2 separate regions of the Homo sapiens genome follow, and region 2 is linked to region 1. A link is a contact called in ENCODE Hi-C or POLR2A ChIA-PET data. All regions are on one chromosome and are shown on one strand. The core of a region is the stretch at or near the end of the contact, and the rest is flanking DNA. Distances in the headings are between cores, read along the strand shown. Region 1 overlaps FBXL13 (F-box and leucine rich repeat protein 13). Region 2 overlaps FBXL13 (F-box and leucine rich repeat protein 13).

Region 1 (4,390 bases), core at 519-3,018:
AAAACACTATATACTTAGAGCTTTTAGCTTGAAAGCACTTGAAGAAAACCAACCTGGTTTTTTGTGCCTGCTTTTTTATTTTTTTGTTTTCATTTAACATTTTATTATGAACATTTTCAAACATACACAAAAGTGGAAAGAATTGTACAATAAATATCTATATAGCCACTACTTGGATTCTAATTTATCTTTTACTGTATTTGCTTTATCACATATCCACCCACTCATTCATCTCTATCTATAGCCCTCAATCATCTTATTTTTGTATGCATTTCAAAGTAAGTTGCAGACACCAGTACACTTCCCCCCAAATACTTCAACATGTATATCATAAATAATTCAGCATGTATAATAATAAACAGAATAGTTGACATACAGAATACAATAGTTATTCTGTTTGTTTGTTTCGTTTTTTTGAGACAGTTGAGACAGGATCTTGCTCTGTCAGCCACGCTAGAGTGCAGTGGCACCATGTTGGCTCACTGCAGCCTCAACCTCCCAGGCTCAGGCGATCCTTTCACTTCAGCAACCCCTACTGTCATTCCCAAGTAGCTGACACTACAGGTGCATACCACCATGCCCGGCTAATTTTTGTATTTTTTGTAGAGACGGGGTTTCCCCATGCTGCTCAGACTGGTCTCAAGAGATCTGACTGCCTCAGCCTCCCAAAGTGCTGGGATTACAGGCATGAGCCACCGCACCTGGCCAGAATAGTTATTTGAGAGTAATTCATCAGTTCAACAAATACTTATCAAGGAGATATAGCAGTTAACGAAATAGACACAAATATTTTCCCTTAAGGAGTTTACTTTCTAGCGGGGAGACACTAACAGTAAACAAAAGAAGTTAAATACCATATCTACTTTGACAGATGGTGGTAAGTGCCATGGAGAAGAAAGAAGAAAAGGGATTGGGAGCACCCAACAAGTGGGAAGAAGTGTGATTTAAAATAGGGCTGAACAGGAAGTTTTCACTGAAAAGGTAACATTTGAGCCAAGACATGCAGGAGATGACAAGGACAGTGCCATTTACTCCAAGCATCTCTGGAGCCCACACCCAACATGGTTGGTGACTGGGAGACAGAAAAGGATAGAAAAAAAAAAGGCTCAGGAAGACAACAATTCAAGTCCTACCCTTGTGTGTGCATCTCAAGGCTGTGTTCTTTTAAAGAAGGAGAATTCTTTGAATTTCTTAAATCCGATGTGATGGTGAACTGCAGGCTTCGGTTTTCATCATGCTGAGTCCTAACATTTGTGACTACTTCCCCCGGGGTGGCCATGTGAAGCATCTTATGCGCATGAGCCTATTTTATCCTCCCAACAATATTAGGAGGTATCCTCGGTCCGTTTTACAGATGCTGAAGATGACCCAGGTTGATACAGTTAAGCAGGTAAGAGAGCCTTGATTCAAACTCAGGGCACAAACATTTGGCCTCTAACCCAGGCAACTAAGAGGGGAAGGAGCTTTCTACGTCACTGTTCTGTGGAACTAGAAGGCCTTTGCCTTAAAAAGTCTGTTCTTATCTGTCAGTAATACAGTGCTTGCAATGGGCCTTAATTTTTAATATATATTTTTTTCTCTTCCAGCCTAGGGACTCCACGTACCCCAGCTGGGTCTCATTGTTCCAGAACTGCATTAGTTAAGATTACCCAGACTTGGATTTCAAAGGAATACTTTCATTGTTCCGTCTGTAACACGAAGTAATTGGGGCCAGCTGGATGTCAGGATGCGTGTGGTTACCATTGTAATCTTGCTCTGCTTTTGCAAAGCGGCTGAGCTGCGCAAAGCAAGCCCAGGCAGTGTGAGAAGCCGAGTGAATCATGGCCGGGCGGGTGGAGGCCGGAGAGGCTCCAACCCGGTCAAACGCTACGCACCAGGCCTCCCGTGTGACGTGTACACATATCTCCATGAGAAATACTTAGATTGTCAAGAAAGAAAATTAGTTTATGTGCTGCCTGGTTGGCCTCAGGATTTGCTGCACATGCTGCTAGCAAGAAACAAGATCCGCACATTGAAGAACAACATGTTTTCCAAGTTTAAAAAGCTGAAAAGCCTGGATCTGCAGCAGAATGAGATCTCTAAAATTGAGAGTGAGGCGTTCTTTGGTTTAAACAAACTCACCACCCTCTTACTGCAGCACAACCAGATCAAAGTCTTGACGGAGGAAGTGTTCATTTACACACCTCTCTTGAGCTACCTGCGTCTTTATGACAACCCCTGGCACTGTACTTGTGAGATAGAAACGCTTATTTCAATGTTGCAGATTCCCAGGAACCGGAATTTGGGGAACTACGCCAAGTGTGAAAGTCCACAAGAACAAAAAAATAAAAAACTGCGGCAGATAAAATCTGAACAGTTGTGTAATGAAGAAGAAAAGGAACAATTGGACCCGAAACCCCAAGTGTCAGGGAGACCCCCAGTCATCAAGCCTGAGGTGGACTCAACTTTTTGCCACAATTATGTGTTTCCCATACAAACACTGGACTGCAAAAGGAAAGGTTTGTACTTTTCTTACTTTTTCATTTTCATGAATAACTTGAAATGCTCTTTGAATCTTATAATCCTCCCTACATCCCACCATGTCTTGGAATTCGTGATGTCACTTCCACCAGAAATCCTTCCCTATTGACAATGGAATTTACCACAAGTTTTTCTGGGGTCCAGACTCAAGGCAGTTGGTAATTAAAGGACAATGACAGGAGGGAAGGAGGTATCCTCAGGAGGGCAGCCATTTGGGTTCTACTCATTTGCACATCGCAAGCTGTCACTGTAAGGAATTCCTTTCATCTTAACTCCAATTTAATTTAGGTAGGTAAACCAAGGGGTATGAAAATAAGTGCAAATGCCATCTATATAACCTGACTTACACCGATTAAAGCCAAAACATGGTGTGCATCTGTGAGAAGATCACCTCAAAGAGAAAACATCTGCAGGACAGGACTGTGAGAGCACTCTGAGACAGAGTGAAAGTGATGGCCCTTCGGTATTTCTTATCATTTAGTCCCAAGGTTTTAATAAATGCTCCTATGCTCATGCTCCTTTTTTTTTTTCTTTCTTTTTTTTTTTTTTTTTTTTTTTTTTTGAGATGGACTCTCGCTCTGATGCCCAGGCTGGAGTGCAGTGGCGCAATCTTGGCTCACTGCAACCTCCACCTCCCGGGTTCGAGCACTTCTCCTGCCTCAGCCTCTCGAGTAGCTGATTTTAATAAATGCCTCTTAACATCCTATATCTTAATTATTTCCAAATTACCCAGAATAAAACAATAAAAATTTAAAGAACTAAATTTAAAATATTTAACCTGAGAACTATGAGACTAAGGAAATCTTTCTAGAATATTACCTACTTCCTGCAAATCATTACTGGGTTTTGCAACCGATGCAATCTTGTGCTAGTATTATGCAGGATTTGCACATGCAAGATAAAGTCATGAGCTAAGAAAACAGACGGGAGATTTTAGTAATGCTCTTGACATGTTAGTGAAGATTGATGTTCTCAAAGAGTGGTCTGGGAACTGCTAATCTACCCTACAATAACGAACCATGTAACAATGTCTATATGTTTCATTTCTGGCATGGTTTAATAATTTATTTGTAATATTAAAGCCAGATGTCATTAAGTGAGGTTCATATAGAGCACAGTATCATTTCTTCCACTTATTTTGGGAAATTTTGCTATGTTTTGTTTCTTTAAGGGCAAGAGAAAGGGGAAGTTCAGAGAGGAGGCCGTGGCTCCTCTCGAGAGAATGTTAGGCAGGAATTTATTAATGTTGTCAGGCATCCTGAACCAGAAGTAAATTTGCTCATTTACCAGCAAAGTCATGCTCAAGCCTTGCCCCACTGCCCCGCTCCCCTGCCCCCCACCCCAGCTGTAAAGATGGCACCTGGTTAGATCCCACAGCAGCAGCCATGTGGCACAGGGAGGTTTGCTTACCAAGACACCCTGTGAACTGTATATAATTCAGTGCCATAGGAAAGCAGTTACATACAGCTTCATAACCTGGGACATGCCATTCTAGGCTCCAGGTACCCACACACGCATGCTGTCTACAACTTCCAGGAAGATAGTAACATTCCCATTTACAGATGAGGAAAATGAGGCTCAAAGAGGTTCAGTCACTTGACCATGGATCTCACAGGTAAGTAGCAAAGCTAAGAAGTGAATCTTGGTCTATCTGAGCCAGAGCCTATGAGCTCTCTACTTCACCCTGCAATCTTCCAGAATTAATCTGAGCATATTCAAACAATCAGCTGTCTCAGCAATGCAACCATTAGAGAATTTCAAAGAGTAAGTAAATGTAGTTTTTCTATAGCCAGAGTGGGTAGAATTTCCCGGATATTGTTATGGTGAGTCCTTAGTGCTTCATGCTGAAGAGCATGTTTATTAGAATTTC
Region 2 (4,390 bases), core at 1,052-3,551, 58 kb before region 1:
TTTCGGAATATAAATCTGACCATGTTACTGTTCTAACTGACAATACTGAATGTCCTTCCACGGTCCAAAGAGCAGAGTTCAAATTCCTTAATGTGGCCTCTGGGCCCTCAGTGACCTGACCCCTGTCTACCTCTCAAACATCATCTCTCACCATACTTCTCGCCAATAAGCCATACCCAAATGTGTAGGTTTCTTGATATCTCACACTTTTAAACCTCCATGCCTTTGTGCAGGCTGCTTCTTTGGCTCACAGAACACCTTTCTTCTCTGGGAAAAGAATCTCTGAGCTAGGTTAGCTTTCCCCTCTCTGTTTTTCACACTCATCATACTTTGTAACCACTTGCCCTACTCCTGTCTTCCCACTAGAATGTAAGTACTAGGAAGAGGAATCATGTCTGTTTTGTTCATTCCAGTATTCTCAGCACTGAGCACAATGTAGTCAGAGTAAATACTTGTTAACTAAATGTGTAGTGTGATTCTAACTGAAAATTCACCATTAAGAATTGAGAATGAACATAATTATTAGAAAACATGGGAAATTTTCTCCCAAATGGCACAACTGGTCACATTTGATCTTTGGTGGGTATCTGTAACATTCCAGAGTTTAAATCCTGAATGTTACGTCTGTAGTCAAATTTGCACTTACTCAGACCTATAATCAATCAGGCTGGTGTTTAGCTGCCCAAGTTGACATCCGGGCTGACTCATTTTAACTTCACTGTTTGAGGTTAGCTTCCTCAGCTGTTGTAGCACTGTAATTGTCAATCATTTGCCTTTTAGTTCAGAGTTTAACTGACTTGGAGGAAGAAAACAACAGAAGACTTATTTTTTTCAATCTTTTAGCAGAAAACAATTAGTATACTTCCCCATAGATATCCATTTACAATTCTCTTAAATTACATATATGCTTCAGAAGAAAATAAAAACAGAGACTAGAACTCGAGGCCATACTCCTAAGTTTTTTGTTTTTTGTTTTCTTGAGACAGGATCTTACTCTGTTGCCCAGGTTTCCCAGGCTGGAGTACAGTGGTACAATCACAGCTCACTGCAGCCTCAACCTTCTGGGCTCAAGCCATACTCCCACCTGTCAGCCTCCTGAGTAGCTGGGTCTATAGGTGCACATCACCACACCCGGCTAATTTTTGTATGTTTTGTAGAGATGGGGTTTCATCATGTTACCCAGGCTGGTCTCAAATTCTTGGGCTCAAGTGACCCGCCTGCCTCAGTCTCCCAAAGTGCTGGGATTACAGGCATGAGCCATCGTGCCTGGCCTATATTCCTAAGTTTTTAACTTGTCCTCTGTAGATAAAATTTTAATATACAGTCTTTAAAAATAAAACCTGAGCTTTCCTCAAATGCTAAAAACTAAATAAAGCATTTTAACCTTTACTCCATTCAGTCAACAAATATTCCCCCAGGCACTTCAGCCTTGTGGTAAGTGCTGTGGGGGAATTATATTTTGATGTGTTTTATAATGTGCTTTGATTCTCTACTTCTTGTCACTCTGTGACCCTTCAGACAACAGCTGGCGATTCTGCTCCTATGTGTCAGGAAAAGGTTCTTACAAAAGAACACAGGATAAAAATCCTGGGCCTTTAAGCTTCAAAAGCCCAAGCCCTGAAAGACTTGGGGCATAACATTTTTCAAAACCATGTAATCAGTTGGAACATTTTTTCCACCCCCAGATTAGGAAAAGAATCTATGTCAAAAGGAAAGGAGCAAATATGAGAAAAGGGGAGAGAAGAGGTGGAGGGGAAGAAGATGAGAAGGGAGAGGAGGAAAGGAGAGGACAGGGGAAAAGAGGAGGGGAGGGGAGAGCCAGAGGGAAGCAAATGCTGAGAAATTCATCATATGGGGGGTCTGTTCTAGACCTTCTCACTTTCTATCCAGCTAGAGAGAAAGTTGGAACCCCCGGGTAGGCTTGGGGGCCTAAGTAGATGGGAACCCATTCCACCTTTCCCAGTAGGGTTCATAAAAGCAATAAGACAGAGTGTTCCTGTGCTCGTCATTGTATCAGTTAAGAGTCAACGGGAAAAGCAGAAACAACCCTGAGCATGCAAAACTGAGGAGATTTAATTTTAATGGGGGAATGGCTACATAGGTGGTAGAGAAACTGAGAAGCCAAATGGGACAGTGACAAAATCTAGAGCTTAGCAGCAGTAGGAAGCCACTACTGTCCCTATGCTGGAAGGACAATGGGAAGATATGATGTTATTGAAGCCCAGAGGCCGACTTCATTCAGGGAAGCTGGAACCACAGCAGGCCTGTGGTTCAGAGGGGAGTAGAACACTAAGGAAATGCAGCTGATGATGATGATGCAAAGAAAGGTAGAGGAAAACCCTGGAATGTCCCTTCTACTGGCCCTGTAATCACTCAGAAATGTCTCACAAGCACCAACCCTAACATGGAATCTAGTTGACTTGTGTGAGTCACCCTGTAGCAGAGCAAGGGGAGGGTGAGTCATGAGTTTGAGGGCAAACACATTCATGATGTGGGAGCAAGAAAATGTCTCCAGCAGGTGTCTAGGACTGTGGACCTAAGACAGCCTCACAGGATCTCCATGACCCAGGAAGACCCAGAGGAGCCCAGAGCAAGGCAGACACGACAGGGAAACCTGAAGACTTGAAGGGGCCTTGGAGTTGGAACAAGGAAGAGACATCAGGGATCCACCTGGACGGGAAACTAAACACCAAATGGGCCCTCGTACATCTCAGTGAATTCCAGCTTGGACAGAAGACAACATTGAGAAGACCAGACACTGACCCTGCCATAATGAGTTGACTCCATGGTACTGCTTCCTACCCACAATCTCACATCACTCATGGACGATATGGAAGGGAAGAGGAGGTCATCTAGCAGAAAGGAGGCTGAATCCAAGTTCATTCATAGATAAAGAAAGGAAAGAACCTAGACCAATGAACAGATCTAGTCCTTCATTTAAAAGACCCCACCGAATGTTGACGAAGGATAAACACATAACAGATGTCTGCAATGCAGTGAGAAATAGAAACGGTTCATGTTAAAGGATACACTGGGGCTGGAGATGCAAGCAGAGAAATTCCAGTGCTTGCCTGCAAGGTAGGGCTTCTCAGAGAAGGCCCTCATAGACAGTTGATATTTCAGGGATGAATAGGGATTTAGCAAGCAGATGGAGGAGGGATCCTTACCTCCCTATATCTTCCTATATCCCTCCTATATAGGAAGGATATAGGATATAAGATATTGTCTTCCTATATCCCTCCAAATGCATGATTTTCAAGAGAAGTCCATATATTCCTTGTATAACTATAGCCCATAGTTCTTTCAGAAACATGGCAAATCTCTCAGGGTTATCCTCCTTTTGATTAGTAAATGGGGCAGTCCCAGAGGGATAAGATGGATGTGGCCTGAGTCTCAACCCTGATGAATACAATCAGCAGCTTGCAGGAAATGAATTCCATATCCTTTTGTAGATTTGTTGAGGCCATTTCTAGAGTTTAGTCTTGAACTAAAGACTTAGATCTCAAGGCATTCGGGTAGTCTCATAAAATGTGCAATCCGTAAGAAAAATATAGTTAAGCCATCTAACATATATTATCTCCATACTGACCAAACTTCTGTAATGAAACAAATCTCAAATTATCATGACATACTCTTATCTGTCATGACTTTCCCCAAAATACTGTATTTTGCTATTTTTTAAACAGAGAAACATGACTGTTGATTCAAAGAAACTTTTCTATCACCCTTCTAGAAACAATATCCCTAAACTTAACTTTTATAATAGAATAACAAATAAAACATATTATTGTTCTCTCCATTATTTACAAAATAGCAAATAATTGTATTATAGAAAACAATAAAAGTCATTGTACTGTTTTGAATTTTTTTACCTCATTAGAGATGTCTGTTCCAGAGAGATCTATTGATACCAAGGAAAAGATGTTTACAATATATCCAATTCCTTGGGCAGTCAAATGTTCACAATTTCGTAAACTCAAGTAGTTTAAATTAGGGCAGCTAAAAGAAAGTAGCATGGATTAATTTTAGCTGTCAATCATATTGTCAGTAAGCAATTTCTTCATATAAAAACTATCTTGGGAAAACAAATGGTATTGAAGCAAAGATTTTCCTTTACTCAACATAAAAGTAAGACTAAAAGTAGAAAGTAATTTGACATTACAAAGTTGCATGAAAGGGCAGTAGATTATTATATGACTTTCTTTCTGTAATTTAGTTTCGTATTACAATTTCTAATAAGGAAAAAATATGTCACATATCAAAAACTATCATGTAAGTACCATAGTGAATGACCACTAAAAGTGCAAGTTAAGAACCCTACTTATCCCTTACAAGTTTGCTACAGGAATTGTACAAGACCTCTGACAAGAGGGGAGTCAAGAATAAACCA

What was found. A loop is a pair of places that touch in the nucleus more often than their neighbours do. ChIA-PET counts read pairs that join two places held with the same protein, here RNA polymerase II (POLR2A).
Region 2: a loop to region 1 is called in a map of ascending aorta, with 1.9 times the contacts of the local background. The contact joins two enhancer-like sites. A Hi-C loop is called at or near these places in 3 of 168 maps with a recorded cell type or tissue (DLD1, ascending aorta and endothelial cell of hepatic sinusoid). POLR2A ChIA-PET finds 5 or more read pairs at or near these places in 3 of 52 experiments (AG04449, OCI-LY7 and activated T-cell).

The regions. Positions count from the first base shown.
Region 1 is chr7:102,932,188-102,936,577 of GRCh38, forward strand. The region is part of intron 9 of FBXL13 (F-box and leucine rich repeat protein 13); the gene reads right to left. It overlaps LRRC17 (leucine rich repeat containing 17), which reads left to right. Exons shown (of 4, transcript NM_001031692.3): 2 at 1,587-2,498. The coding sequence starts at 1,727. Among named protein-coding and RNA genes, the nearest start is that of LRRC17, 21 kb to the left of the region's middle. Within about 2 kb of position 1,769, at least 16 of the 41 ENCODE cell types and tissues checked have a DNase peak (open chromatin) inside an H3K27ac peak, as active enhancers do.
Region 2 is chr7:102,873,595-102,877,984 of GRCh38, forward strand. FBXL13 (F-box and leucine rich repeat protein 13) reads right to left here. Exons shown (of 21, transcript NM_001394494.2): 17 at 3,873-3,999. Among named protein-coding and RNA genes, the nearest start is that of LRRC17, 37 kb to the right of the region's middle. RefSeq lists an enhancer at 1,962-3,161. Within about 2 kb of position 2,302, at least 7 of the 41 ENCODE cell types and tissues checked have a DNase peak (open chromatin) inside an H3K27ac peak, as active enhancers do.